Linked DNA regions of Homo sapiens: regions 2, 3, 4 and 5 are each linked to region 1. A link is a contact called in ENCODE Hi-C or POLR2A ChIA-PET data. All regions are on one chromosome and are shown on one strand. Each heading gives the region's core, a stretch centred on a gene start or an enhancer-like site at or near the end of the contact. The rest is flanking DNA. Distances are from core to core; before and after follow the strand shown.

The links. A loop is a pair of places that touch in the nucleus more often than their neighbours do. ChIA-PET counts read pairs that join two places held with the same protein, here RNA polymerase II (POLR2A). Pooled maps may share reads with other maps.
Region 2: a map with no recorded cell type shows a loop between it and region 1 (16-fold over the local background). The contact joins the promoter of SWI5 here to the promoter of DOLPP1 in region 1. A Hi-C loop is called at or near these places in 1 of 37 single-sample maps with no recorded cell type and 8 of 50 pooled maps. POLR2A ChIA-PET finds 5 or more read pairs at or near these places in 1 of 52 experiments (GM10248).
Region 3: a loop to region 1 is called in a pooled map, with 9 times the contacts of the local background. The contact joins the promoter of TOR1A here to the promoter of DOLPP1 in region 1. A Hi-C loop is called at or near these places in 8 of 50 pooled maps.
Region 4: a pooled map shows a loop between it and region 1 (4-fold over the local background). The contact joins the enhancer-like site here to the promoter of DOLPP1 in region 1. A Hi-C loop is called at or near these places in 1 of 50 pooled maps. POLR2A ChIA-PET finds 5 or more read pairs at or near these places in 2 of 52 experiments (H1 and activated CD8-positive, alpha-beta memory T cell).
Region 5: a map of B cell shows a loop between it and region 1 (29-fold over the local background). The contact joins the promoter of GLE1 here to the promoter of DOLPP1 in region 1. A Hi-C loop is called at or near these places in 1 of 168 maps with a recorded cell type or tissue (B cell) and 8 of 50 pooled maps. POLR2A ChIA-PET finds 5 or more read pairs at or near these places in 4 of 52 experiments (CD4-positive, alpha-beta T cell, T-cell, activated naive CD4-positive, alpha-beta T cell and 1 more).

What each region holds. Positions count from the first base shown.
Region 1 is chr9:129,079,827-129,082,376 of GRCh38, forward strand. DOLPP1 (dolichyldiphosphatase 1) reads left to right here and starts at 1,285. Exons shown (of 8, transcript NM_020438.5): 1 at 1,285-1,381. The coding sequence starts at 1,306. RefSeq lists a silencer at 983-1,712.
Region 2 is chr9:128,275,001-128,277,550 of GRCh38, forward strand. SWI5 (SWI5 homologous recombination repair protein) reads left to right here and starts at 1,276. Exons shown (of 5, transcript NM_001318089.2): 1 at 1,276-1,402; 2 at 1,707-1,755. The coding sequence starts at 1,341. It overlaps GOLGA2 (golgin A2), which reads right to left and starts at 1,007. Exons shown (of 27, transcript NM_001366244.2): 1 at 893-1,007. The coding sequence starts at 976. RefSeq lists enhancers at 471-520, 1,381-1,510 and a silencer at 671-780.
Region 3 is chr9:129,822,868-129,825,417 of GRCh38, forward strand. It overlaps TOR1A (torsin family 1 member A), which reads right to left and starts at 1,269. Exons shown (of 5, transcript NM_000113.3): 1 at 1,041-1,269. The coding sequence starts at 1,218. RefSeq lists a silencer at 654-743 and an enhancer at 1,154-1,463.
Region 4 is chr9:129,736,450-129,738,999 of GRCh38, forward strand. It overlaps PTGES (prostaglandin E synthase), which reads right to left. Exons shown (of 3, transcript NM_004878.5): 3 at 1,900-2,550. Among named protein-coding and RNA genes, the nearest start is that of PTGES, 15 kb to the right of the region's middle. RefSeq lists an enhancer at 993-1,242. Within about 2 kb of position 1,287, at least 29 of the 41 ENCODE cell types and tissues checked have a DNase peak (open chromatin) inside an H3K27ac peak, as active enhancers do.
Region 5 is chr9:128,503,445-128,505,994 of GRCh38, forward strand. It overlaps GLE1 (GLE1 RNA export mediator), which reads left to right and starts at 1,275. Exons shown (of 16, transcript NM_001003722.2): 1 at 1,275-1,460. The coding sequence starts at 1,362. RefSeq lists a silencer at 1,086-1,295 and an enhancer at 1,516-1,675.

The DNA of each region.
Region 1 (2,550 bases), core at 35-2,534:
AAAAAATTAGCTGGGCATGGCGGCTCACGCTTGTAATCTCAGCATTTTGGGAGCCGAGGCAGGTGGATCACCTGAGGCCAGGAGTTCGAGACCAGCCTGCCCAACATGGTAAGACCCGGTCTCTACTAAAAATGCAAAAATTAGCCGGATGCGGTGGTGCGCGCCTGTAGTCACAGCTACTCGGGAGGCTGAGACAGGAGAATCACTTGGACCCAGGAGGCTGAGCAAGATCGTTCCACTGCACTCCAGCCTGGGCCTCAGAGCAAGACCCTGTCTCAAAAAACAAACAAACAGACAAAAACAGCACATGCTAGCGGCAGGAGACAAGAGGCTGAGCCCTCCCAGCCCACCTTACCTGCACTGTAATCCAATCCAGCCAGAGACAGAGTCGGGTAGGAGAGGTGAAGGCGGGTGGGAAGGTGTGGCTGTTCACGCAGGAATGTCTTGGGAAAACTGAGGGGTAGGTGGAAAACCGACTTCTTGTTTGAAATGCTCCCAAGACGCCTCATTAAGTAGCATAGACGTGACTGAATCAATAAATCTTTATTAAATGAATGAAAGGAGGAAGGAGTCCTTAACTGTAGCTAAGCTTCCACTCTTAAGTATCAATTAAGCTTCTCTGTTCAGTCCAGCGTTTAGGGCGCCTACTGCGCGCCCCGCCCCACACACTTTTGACAAAAAGGTCGCCTGCTCTGTGTGACTTGCCCTTTCGCCGGCCAGTATGGGGCAGAGGGAAATAAGCCCCCTCTGCTCTCTGGTCTCAGTTTACTCGTAACTGAAAGTGGGTCGGTTCAAACCCCCTGGAGCTGAGGTTGCCTCTCCTCTTCGAGCACGCGCTATCGGACGCGCAGGTCCCCAAGACCGCGGATCGGCAGGGGGTACCAGGGAAGCCTTCATTCAGGGCGCAGGTCCCAGCCGAACCAAAGCTCCCACCAAAGTTCAACACGCCCCCAAAGCCAGCGCCTGATTGGCCCGCCCTGCCCACAAGCTGAGGCAGCCTCACCTTCTGATTGGCTGTTATGCTCCCTGTTCGGTGCTGGAACCCTCCCCTTCTCTGATTGGCCAGATGCCTACCTGCGCTCGCCCCAGATTGGGCGCCAGCTGGGGCGGCTCGTTGGCTCCCAGGGGCCCCGCTCTCTGATTCGCCGCTCGGGCCAGCCCCCACGGCCTGCACGCTGAATGGCTGCGCCGCTACCTATATTGGCCTCCGATTGGGTGCACGGCGCCTCCCCGGCGTGATAGGTCAGGACCACCGCCCCCCTGGCTCCCCATTGGCTGCTCGAAGAAGCCCGGTCTCCGGGTAAGATGGCAGCGGACGGACAGTGCTCGCTCCCCGCTTCATGGCGGCCGGTGACCCTCACCCACGTCGAATATCCTGCAGGTAAAAGGCGGTCCCGGCTCCAAGGACGCCTTCCCAGGGACGGCCTCTCAGTCCCGGGCGCTCCGGCCTGCTCGAGCCCGCGGAGGGGGCGCCGGGGGACCGGGGTGGGAACTGTCAAATAGTGAACCACGGAGGGGCTCGGCCGGCGCGCGCGCCGCGCAGGCGCAGTGGTGCGAGGATGAGCTGGGCGAAATTGTGAGGCGCTCGCTCGCGCACTCTGCGGCTGCGCGGCCAGGGCGCTCCCCCGGGTCCCGGGGCGCCGGTGGGCTGAAATGGGTTGAGGATCTGTGTGAGGCGAGAAAAGATCCCTGGCCTGGACCTTGGCCCTTCTTCCCCGCCCTCCCCTGTCCCAGAGAGGCCGCACTCCTGTTCCAGCGTGCAGGGAGTGTCTTGTTTCCTTCGAACAGTGCTTTGGGCTGCTTGTAAGAGAAAGAGCTCCCCGTTGCTGGGAGTGTGCAAGCCGAAGCCAGGCTTTTGAGTACTTGTGGTGCCACGCCCTGAGCAGGGCACGATTCCACAACAGAGAGGACCCGATGAGGGGGCGGGCAGCCTCCGGGAACTTGACTTCTGTTGCTTCCCATCAGACACACCTCTCGAAGTGCAGGGCTTTCCAGTTGAGAGGTCCATTAGCGGCGTTCTGGAGGCTGTCTAGTAAGAGTGGCGCAGAGCCTGGGCGTGGGGGTCAGACCCATCTGGGCTCCAGTTGAGGCTGAGGCCTTGTGCAGGTGCCTGCCTCTGCTTAAGTTAATTCATCTCTAAAGTGGGACTGATTACAGTGCTTACCTTCTGGTGATGGTATGAGCATCAAATAGCAGGAGGCACAAGAAGGGCTGAGTACAGTGCCCGGCATGCAGTAAGCGTTCAGTAAATACCTGCAGTTAATGTTATCCCACCTTGCAAGACCCTCCCTGGGTAAGATGGTTGAGTGCCAGGGAAGGCTGGAGCCCCTCATTGAGCCCTGGTTGCCTGGGAAGGGCCTGCTCATGCTGCTGTCTTGCGAGATGTGAGAACCTGGGTCCGCTGAGGGCACCAGGACTGAATGCCAAAGAACGTTGACGCTGGTGTTCTGGGTTGTACTGGGGGTGGTATGGCCCTGCCAGGTCCTGGGCCCTGCCTGCCTGCCTGTCTACCATTCATTCATCCATTCATTCATTCAGTCAATATCCACT
Region 2 (2,550 bases), core at 26-2,525, 800 kb before region 1:
ATATGAGGTGGAGAAGTCAGAAAAAAATGTTAAAGTCTCTCTGGAGAGTAGAAGCCTGGGGGAAAACCAAACCAATCCCGTTCTCACATTGCCACCCAGAGATACTGCCAATGTTTTCAGTTCACGGGTGAAGTGTAGGCTTTTCACACTGTCAATGTCTATGTTAAGGGTGTAAGGCAGCCTGAAACCTCTCCCTCCTAGGTCCCATAGTCCCCAATCCCCTTCCAGCTGGAAATTTATGCTGTGACCAGAGGAACCAGAAGCGGGATGAGAACACTTAGGGGACTGGGTCCTAAGATCAAAGACTGGTCTCGCGCAACTAATTACGGTTCCGAGGGGGATTGTGACGTCACTACATTCCACTCCTAGGGGGAACATCAGCGCGACGTCCAAGTCGCCGCTCCGCGATGGGGGAGGGGACCGCAGGGCCAGGACCCAGGTCCTTGGAGACCCGAGACCAAAGAACCCCGGGAGGTCCGGTTTGGGGCGGCAGGAGGTGAGGGTCGAGTCTGGAGCGGGGGGCCCCGGGAGTCACGGGCCCAAAGTCACTGGCGAGGGCAGGGGCTGAATTGCTGGGGTCCTAGGTCCTTGGAGACGCCAGCCCAAAGAGCCCAGGGAGGTCGGACTTCGGGGGGCAGGAGGTGAGGGCCGAGTCTGGAGCGGGGAGCCCCGGGAGCACCAGCCCAAAGTCACCCGGGGGCGACTGGCGAGGGCGGGGGCTGGGCGGCTGAGGGGGCGGGGCTGGCTGACAAGACTTTGGTGGAGGGAGCCCGGACGCGCCGTGGGGAGCCCAGCCCGGTGTGCCTCAGGAGTGGCAGAGACTCTGGCCATGGTCCTGCCATCGGAGTGGGGCTGGGGCTGGGTCGGGGGGCCGCGACCCGGTGCACTTTACCTTTTTCTTCGCTGCGGCCAATTTGCTCTGTCGGGTTTCTTCCGACATCGCGGGGCGGGGAGGGAGGCGGGGTTGGGGCCACATCAGCGCGATCCCGGCAACCACTGCGGAAGTCAGTCAGCCACCGCGCAGCTGTGCGACGGAGCCAGAGGAGGCGTAACCAGGGCGATACTGGAGCGCAGAATGGGGGCGTGGCCTCAAAGATCAAAGCCCATTGGTCAATGAGAAATATGAAGCGGAAGGGGGCGTGGCTATGCAGCGGCGTGGCCAGAGGGACCTGTGGCGTCACAACAAAAGCTGCGCACGCAACCGCTGTCCCCGCCCACCTCGGGAGAGGGGCGGGGCCGGCTTTCCTTGGGTGCGCGCGCAGCTTTCTGTGCGCCAGTTCACACTCCGGGTCAGAGTTCCTGGCCCGGTGCACCTGAGAGGTCGCTCTCCGACTCCCGCGCTGGACCCTCTTGCGCCATTGAACCCCCTGATCCGGGGGCCTCGGACCCCAGGGCTCAGGAGGTGGGCGAGGAACGGACTCCACAGTTTCTTTCCTGACTCCTCACAGCCCTGCCCCAGACTCTCCCTTCCCAGAAATCACCTCCAAAGACTCCCATCCAGTGCTCCAGACAACCCCCGTCTCAGAACGCCCCCTTCCTAGAGGGTCTCTACCCTGATCCTGAGAGCGTGTCTGCCCCCTTTCCAGATGGATCCAGTCCCTGGCGCTCCTACTTCCCAACTGCTCCTCCTCCCGCATCCCCACAGTACCCCGTCCTCACAGCGGGCTGTGGGTCCAATCAGACTTTCCCCTCGGATTCCTCTCTAGGACTGAACCAAGACTTACCCGAAGTTGCCGCGGGGCCTTCCGATCCCCTGTGAGTATTTCTTCCCCCACACCCCCTTTCCCATCCTCGACCTTCCCTTGTGCGCTCCCGGCCCCACTCCCCATCCCAACAGCAGCCAATCCCCGCTTGGCCCTCTTCCATATCTTCTCCCAGTCGACTGAGAACCGCCAGGTCATTCCCGAATCCCTCCCCTTCCTTTCCTCATGCCCGCCAGTCTTCAAAGAAGTGTTATCCTGTCCTGTCCTAGGCTAACTCCTCTCCCTCCCCATCCTGTCTCCTGGCTCCTCAGATGCCTTTCACTCCAGTCCAGCACCAGCCATCTCTCCTCCTCGCTCTTTTCACCCCTCACCCAGCCCTGCCTTTAAACAAACCCATAGCTCCCCAGTCAGGAAAATGCTTGGCGTTCACCCTGGCCACTCCTTTCGTTGCTAATAGTCTCTCCTCTTCGCTGGCAAGCCACCCCCAAAACGCAGCCTACTCCTTCTCTCATCCCCCAGATGGAGTTGCCACTACAACTACCACCACTCTTAAGGTAGATCGTGAGGGCCGGGTGCAGTGGCTCACACCTGTAATCCCAGCACTTTGGGAGGCTGAGGCGGGCAGATCATTTGAGGTCAGGAGTTCAAGACCAGCCTGCCCAACATGATGAAACCCTGTCTCTACTAAAAATACAAAAAAATCAGCCGAGCGTGGTGGTGCAGGCCTGTAATCCCAACTACTCAGGAGGCTGAGGCAGGAGAATTGCTTGAACCCGGAAGGTGGAGGTTGCAGTAAGCCGAGATTGCACCACTGCACTCCAGCCTGGACAACAGAGCTAGACAAGTC
Region 3 (2,550 bases), core at 19-2,518, 740 kb after region 1:
AGGAGTGGGGAAGAAACAGCGGCAAAATGTAGCCACATTTACAGCCCATAAGAAAGCCAGCAAAGCCGTCTAGACGCCCTCCAAGCACCTTGCGAAACCTCAAGTACTGCGGTCTGTAAGCTCCTGGCCCAGAGGGGACGGCGGTCCAGGGAGCCCTCCCTTTGCTGGTCCTGCCTATTCTAAAGCCCTGGCCCGACTCCTTCCCGAAAAGCCCCTTGGTGCCACTGCCACTGCCACCAGTTTGCACCCCTAACCCCTGTGCTGCTCCTCCCACCCCAAGGCAGAGCCGGGAAAGGAAACAGTTTGGTCCCTCCTGGTCGGCTGCGGAAGAGTCCTCACCATCCTTCCTGTCTCCCGCTAGGCTAGAAAGGAGGCAGAACCCACTTCGGAGGGAGGTTACCACTGGTCCACCCCCAGCTTAGCGCAAAGTAGGCCAACCTGCAGCCTGGCTCCTCAGGTCTCCGACTTAAGTCTGGCACGTCTGTGGTCATGGCCGAGGAGCCAGGCCTCATCCTGCAGGCCGGCCGCTTGGCTTCCGGGGTCCGGCCCCCGCGGACTCAGCTCTGCCCAGGCCCGGCCCTCCTGGGATGTGACCCCTACCCCGGCCTGGCCCTAGTGCCATCCCCCAGCCCCAGCCCCAGCCCCAGCCCCCGCTCCTGAGCCCCAGCCCCCAAACTCCGCTCCAGCCCCAGTCCTAGCCCGGCCCTACTGCCATCCCCCAGCCTCCATCCACCATCCTCAATCCCCTAGCCCCAGCCAACCGCCCTGGTCTTAACCCAGCCCTAGTGCGATCCCCCAGCCCCACCCCCAGCCCCCGGGCCCCGCTCCATCCCCCAGCCCCAGCCCCAGCCCCAACCCGGCCCTAGTGCCATCGCCCAGCCCCAGCCCCCAGGCCCCGCTCCAGCCCTAGTCCTAGCCCGGCCCTGGTGCCATCCCCCGGCCTCCATCCTCCATTCTCCATGCCCTGGTCCTAGTTCAGCCCTAGTGCCATCGCCCAGCCCCAGCCCCAGCCCCAGCCTCCAGCCCCCGCCCCAGCCTACCCTCCCGGCTAAGGCTCCGCTTCTGCCCGCAGCACTCGGCGAAGAGGCAGTAGAGACGCGGGTAGATGTAGCCGGTGAGGACGCCGGCCAGGGCCAGTCCCAGGCTGATGGGCTCCACCGCCTGCACCACGGACGGCGCCAGCAGCAGCAGGCCCAGCACGGCCCGGCCCAGCTTCATGCCCGGACCCGCGCCACCCTGCTTGTTCTCGCGCCGACCGCGAACCGGTGCAGCCGCCAGACCCACGCTTCCGGTTCCTCCTCTCGCGGAGGCCATCTTTCTTCAGGGCAGCCCTCCTCCCGACGCCGGCGGCCGCCATCTTTGTTCGGTACAAAGCCCTGTTTTGCTTCCGGAAACTCGGTTCTGCTCCGCCCCTGTTGGCCACGTGTTTTTGTTTATGGACGTTATTTTTGCCAGGCATGGTGGCTCCTGCCTGTAATCCCAGCCCTTTGGGAGGCTGAGGCGGGCGGATCACCTGAGGTCAGGAGTTCGAGACCAGCCTGACCAACATGGTGAAACCACGTCTCTACTAAAAATATAAAATTAGCCGGGTGTGGTGGTAGGCACCTGTAGCCCTAGCTACTGGGGAGGCTGACACATGAGAATCGCTTGAACCCAGGAGGCGGAGATTGCAGTGAGCCGAGATCTCACCACTGCACTCCAGCCTGGGAGACAGAGCAAGACTGTGTCCCCTCCCCGCAAATAATAATAATAATAATAATAATAATAACGGACGTTATTTTTTAGAACAGATTTACAGAAAAATTGAGAAGATAGTAGAGAGTTCCCATGTGCCACCCATCCCTGCAATTTCCCCTATTACTAAAATCTTACATTATTAGTGTGCTACATTTGTTAAAATTAACGATGCACTGTTGTCATATTAACTAAAGTGTAGTTTATTCAGATTTCCTTCCTTTTACTTAATGCCTTTTTCTGCTGCAGGTTTCCATTCAGGATACCACATTATATTTCGTTGTCATGTCTTAGACTACTGTTAATGACAGTGTCTCAGCCTTTTATTTTTATTTTAGCTGGAGTGCAGTGGCATGATCTCAGCTCACTGCAACCTCTGCCTCCCAGGTTCAAGCGATTCTCCTGTCTCAGCCTCCTGAGCAGCTGGGATTACAGGCACACACCACCATGCCCGGCTAATTTTTGTATTTTTGGTAGAGACGGGGTTTCACCATGTTGGCCAGGATGGTCTTGATCTGACCTCATGATCTGCCCGTCTCAGCCTCCCAAAGTGCTGGGATTACAGGCGTGAGCCACCGCGCCTGGCCTCAGCTTTTTATTTTTGATGACCTTGATAGTTTTGAGGAGTACTGGCCAAATCTTTGGTGGGCTGGCCCTCTATTGGGATTTGATGTTTTTCTCAGGATTAGACAAGCGTTATGGCGTTTTGGAAGGAAGATCACAGAGGTAAAGTGCTATGCTCATCACATCCTACCAAGGAAGGGTTCTTACTGTTCAACGTTACTTACCACTGTTGGTGCTGACTTGATCACTTGA
Region 4 (2,550 bases), core at 37-2,536, 660 kb after region 1:
ACGGGCGCCGTCCTGCGGAGCCCGCCCACCCCAGGCTGGAGCTGCATGCATGGGGACGGGGGGCAGGATGAGGTTGCCACCCCAGCATCGGGCACCACCCCACCCTGAGGAGGCACTCACAAGCCGACAGAACAGGGGCGGTGCCGGGCAGGGGACCTCATGGTCTCGTGGTCTCTGCGGCTCCAGTGTGGTGGGGGCCGCCTCCTTCACCCACGCCCCAGGTTCACAGTATTGCCATGGGCATCCGATGCCCCTGCTCACCTGGGTCCGGTGGGTTCCCAGCAGGTTATTTTGCCCACAGAGCCCCTCTTTCCCCAGGAAGGAAAATATAAATATAAAAGCGCACGCTGCTGTGGCCAGGCACGGTGGCTCACTCCTGTAATCCCAGCACTTTGGGAGGCTGAGGCAGGCAGATCACTTGAGGTCAGGAGTTCGAGACCAGCCTGGCCAACATGGTGAAACCCTGTCTCTACTAAAAATATAAAAATTAGCCGGGTGTGGTGGCACATGCCTGTATGTAATCCCAGCTACTCGGGAGGCGGAGACAGGAGAATGGTTTGAACCTGGGAAGGAGAGGTTGCAGTGAGCCGAGATGGCACCACTGCACTCCAGCCTGGGTGACAGAGTGAGACTCCATCTCAAACAACAACAACAACAACAACAAGAATGCACGCTGGGTTCGCCTCCTGGATGGCCCCTGCCCTGGGATCTGTCCTCCCTCTGGCCTTACACTGTCCGAGCCCAGGGACAGCAGGCAAGTCACCTCTCCCCTGTGAGGAGACACCCCCTACAAGCCTCCTTCCTGTGAACCTTGCCTCTCTCATCTAAAAACCCTCACCTTCCTCATCTAGAAAGCGGAAATCCCTCCTGCCTCGGATTGTTTTGGGGATTTTTTTTTTTTTTTTTTGAGACATTTTCCCTCTGTTGCCCGGGCTGGAGTGCAGTGGTGGGATCTCGGCTCACTGCAGCCTCAACTTCCCAGGCTCAAGCGATCCTCCTGCCTCAGCCTCCCGAGTAGCTGGGACCATAGGCAGGCACCATTACACCCGGCTAATTCTTTTTTTTTTTTTTGGTAGAAAAGGGATCTAGCTCTGTTGCCCAGGCTAGTCTCAAACCCCTGGGCTCAGATCTTCCAACTTCGGCCTCCCAAAGTGCTTGAATTACAGACATAAGTTGGAAAAAAATCCAACTAGTATGCCCAGCCCAACGCTTAGCAAGCAGTAGGTGCTCAATACTGGATCGCGCCCTTCCCGTTTCTCTCCCGAGAGCCGCCGCGGCCCAAAAACAGAGGCGTCCCCTTACCACCAGGGGGCAGTGTTTCCCCTCTCAGCTCCGAACGGGACCCGGGGCCTCACGGCGCTTTCTGGCGGGGCCTGGGGTCCCTGCGCTGCTGGAGAACCCCCGGCACGGCAGGTCCCATCCGTTAGAGGGGCTCCGGCCTCGGGGTGCTGGGAGGGGGCGTTCAGGGAAAGTGAGGCCGTGCAGCACAGGGGCTCCGCCCAGGGACTTTGGCAGCCCCGACTTTCAGACCTGGCCCCGCACTTCCGGGCGCTGGCCTCCTGGAGTCTCCGTGTCCTGGTTGACGGAGCTGATAATGGCAGCCCGCGGGCGGGGCAGCCCCGCAGGGAGGGGTGACCTGGCCGGGGCAGGATTTGGGTGCTCCTGGCTCACCTCGCCAGATGCCACCTTACCCGCCCCAACGGGAGGCAGGAGGCTGCTGCTTGCTGTGTGATTAACACCCAGCCAGGGCGCGTTGGTGTCTGCGCCAGAGATCTTGTCCCGCCAAACTGGCTGTAGACAGTCACCGGCAAGAACGCCCAGCGCGCTGGAGCATCAGGCCAGCTTGGGCAGCAGGGAACACCAGGAACGCGCAACCCAAGACGAGGTGCTGGGCCCAGCTGGCAGACACTTCCATTTAATGACTAAAAATCACACATCTCAGGTCACGGGTCTAGGAGAAAACACACACACACACACACACACACACACACACACACACACACACACACGGATTCCCCATCAAGGGGACATTTGCAGTTTCCAAACCTTGAAGATACTGAAGGGACCAGAAAGTTCCTTTGAGTGGCTGGTCACCCAAAGCTCCCGGTCCTCCACCCACTGCCCTTTGGAGGGACTCAAACCTTGGGAGGAGAAGGCTGAGCTTCCTGTGGGCCCCTCCCACCCACACCTGAGCCAGAGAGAAGACTGCAGCAAAGACATCCAAAGCCAACGGCAAGGGAAGCGTCAGCGGGGGCAGAGGAGCCAGCCCTGTCCTTGGCTCACCCAGCTTCCACCATACAGGAACCCAAGACCCCAGCCTTGCTTCCACAGAGAACTGGCAGGGGTCCCCTGGCCTGGCCATCACAGGGACTCACATGGGAGCCTTTTAAAACTCCAGATGGTGGCTGAGCACAGTGATTCATGCCTGTCATCCCAGCACTTTGGGAGGCCGAGGCCGGTGGATCACTTGAGGCCAGGAGTTCGAGACCCTCCTGGGCAACATGGTGAACCCGTCTCTACTAAAAATACAAAAATTAGCTGGGTATGGTG
Region 5 (2,550 bases), core at 25-2,524, 580 kb before region 1:
ACATGTGGCCATTCATGACTGGCTTCTCTCAGCATAATGCTTTCAAGATTGATGTTGCAGCGTATCATCAGCACTTTATTTTTATGGCCCCATAACATTCCATTATATAGATGTGGTGTTTCCTCCTGCCAAACAGGGCTGGTTGGGATTCCAAAGAAGCACTATGGCCGGGCGCAGTGGCTCATGCCTGTAATCCCAACGCTTTGGGAGGTCGAGGTGGGTGGATCAACTGAGGTCAGGAGTTCGAGACCAGCCTGACCAACATGGTGAAACCCCGCCTCTGCTAAAAATACAAAATAGCTGGGCGTGGTGGCTGGCGCGTGTAGTCCCAGCTACACGGGGAGCTGAGGCAGGAGAATCGCTTGAACCCGGGAGGCGGAGGTTGCAGTGAGCCGAGATCGAGCCACTGTACTCCAGCCTGGGGGACAGAGCAAGACTCTGTCTCAAAAAAGCAGCATTAAACCCAAAACATTTATTAGGGAAGCTTACAGAGTGGGCTGCAGCAATTCTCGCGACAGACAGAGAGAAGCGGTGTTTCACCTAGGTACATCCCCAGCGAGGGGTCAGGGTATGAAGTTTATATGAGGGTTTATGGAATTTGGCTAAAAGCAGGGGTCAGTTTCAGCGTTTTGGGCAATAACCTAGATATCCTTAGTGCCTAGGGATATGCAAGGCCCGTGTTTGGTTGCAAGTCTGCAGGAAAAAACTTGCAGCTGGCTGGGTCACAGGGCGGTCAAGGCACTCTGATACTTGGTCAGTGCACAGAAAGCGGGGGAACTCGGGAACCGCGCACATAGTACTATATTTTATTTATCCATTCACCAATGGATGGACGTTTGGGTTGCTTTCACTTTTTGGCTATTATGAATAACACTGCTGTGAACATTCATGGACAAGTTTTTATATATACATAGGTTTCATTTCTTTGGCGTATTTTATATATATATATATATTTACCTAGGAGAATTGCTGGGTCAAATGGTAATTGTTTAACCTTTTGAGGAACTGCCAGACTGTCTTCCACAGCAGGTGCTTCATTTTACAGTCCCATGAGCAGTGTATGAGGGTTCCAGTTTCTGCACAGTCTCAAGGCACAGACAAATTTTCAGCAGCCCCGGGGATTGGGAGCGGTGGTTACCTCTGCGGAACGTGCCCCGACAGCCAAGCCCTGCGCGCAGGCGCACTGGTGGGAGGGCGGGAACGCGGGAGCGTCGCCGGAGGTGGGGCGTGCAGGCGTTAGGGGCGGGGCTGTGCTGCGCGCGCGTCCCGGAAGCAGAAGCCTGTGTGGCCTTCCCGGCGGCTGATTCGAGGGCTTGTTTGGTCAGAAGGGGGGCGTCAGAGAAGCTGCCCCTTAGCCAACCATGCCGTCTGAGGGTCGCTGCTGGGAGACCTTGAAGGCCCTACGCAGTTCCGACAAAGGTCGCCTTTGCTACTACCGCGACTGGCTGCTGCGGCGCGAGGTGAGCGGTGGCCCCGGAGGACGTAGGCCTTTCCGGCCCCTCGCGACCGAAACCTTCTCCCTAGCCGTTGGCACGTTCTGCTCCCGGGAACCCGTGCAGTCTAACAACCTGCATTTATTTCTTGACTTCTGTGTGTACATCCCTCTGTCCTGGGGTTTCTGTCCTCTTCAGCCTATTTTAGCGTTTCGGGGAGCTCCCCTGACTTCACAGGTGCCCCGCGCTCTGAAGGCTTCATTGCTACCCTCCGCCAGTTGGGCGCCTTCTCCGTTCTGCTGTTGTCAAAGCAATCTCGGCCCCAGGTTCAGTTAACTTACTGTATGTCTCATGTGCTGGGAGCTCTAGAGTTTGCGACGAACGATTGACACGACCTAATCCATTGCTACTAGTGAAATGACCAAATTTTTAGATTGATTTGGCAGACCTGGAAAGTGAATGGGGGCGTGGTCACCGTACCTAGCATTTGCAAAGCTCTGCGCGAGAAGTGGAGGGATGTGGAGAGTTAAGGCCGAGCTCCCATTCCCGAGTCGCTGCTAGTTAGCTACAGATAAGGCGTTGTCCTGCATCCTCAGACTTCTTGGGAAACAATCCTAAAGTATTTCCCTGTCTTTTATGTTGTTGACAGTTTTGAAAAATACAGACCTTACATTCTGTAGGTTGACTGCCAGCATATGTGCTTTCAAACCACCAGACCAAGGTTAAGCATTCTTGGCAGGAATACCACAGAAATGATGCCATGGCTTTCTCAGTAAGTCACATGAGGAGGCACACAGATGTCAACCCATCCCAACACTGGTGATGCTAATCTTGATCACCTGGTTACGTTATTATCTGCCTGGTCTCTCCGTTTAAAATTCGTCATTTTTCCCTTAGTAATTGTTGGGAAGTAATAATACCAGTATCCTTTTTTCTGGGCAAACCTTAATCCTCCATGGCTTTAGCATTCATTGATGTTTTCCACATGAATCGATACCTCTATGACGTTGCCAGATCCTGTTTCTTTATATCCGCTATTCCTTCTGCATTTGTTAGTTGGCATTCTACTGTAAGGAGGTGCTTTCTATTTTATTCAGTGAGTTGTAATCCATTACTT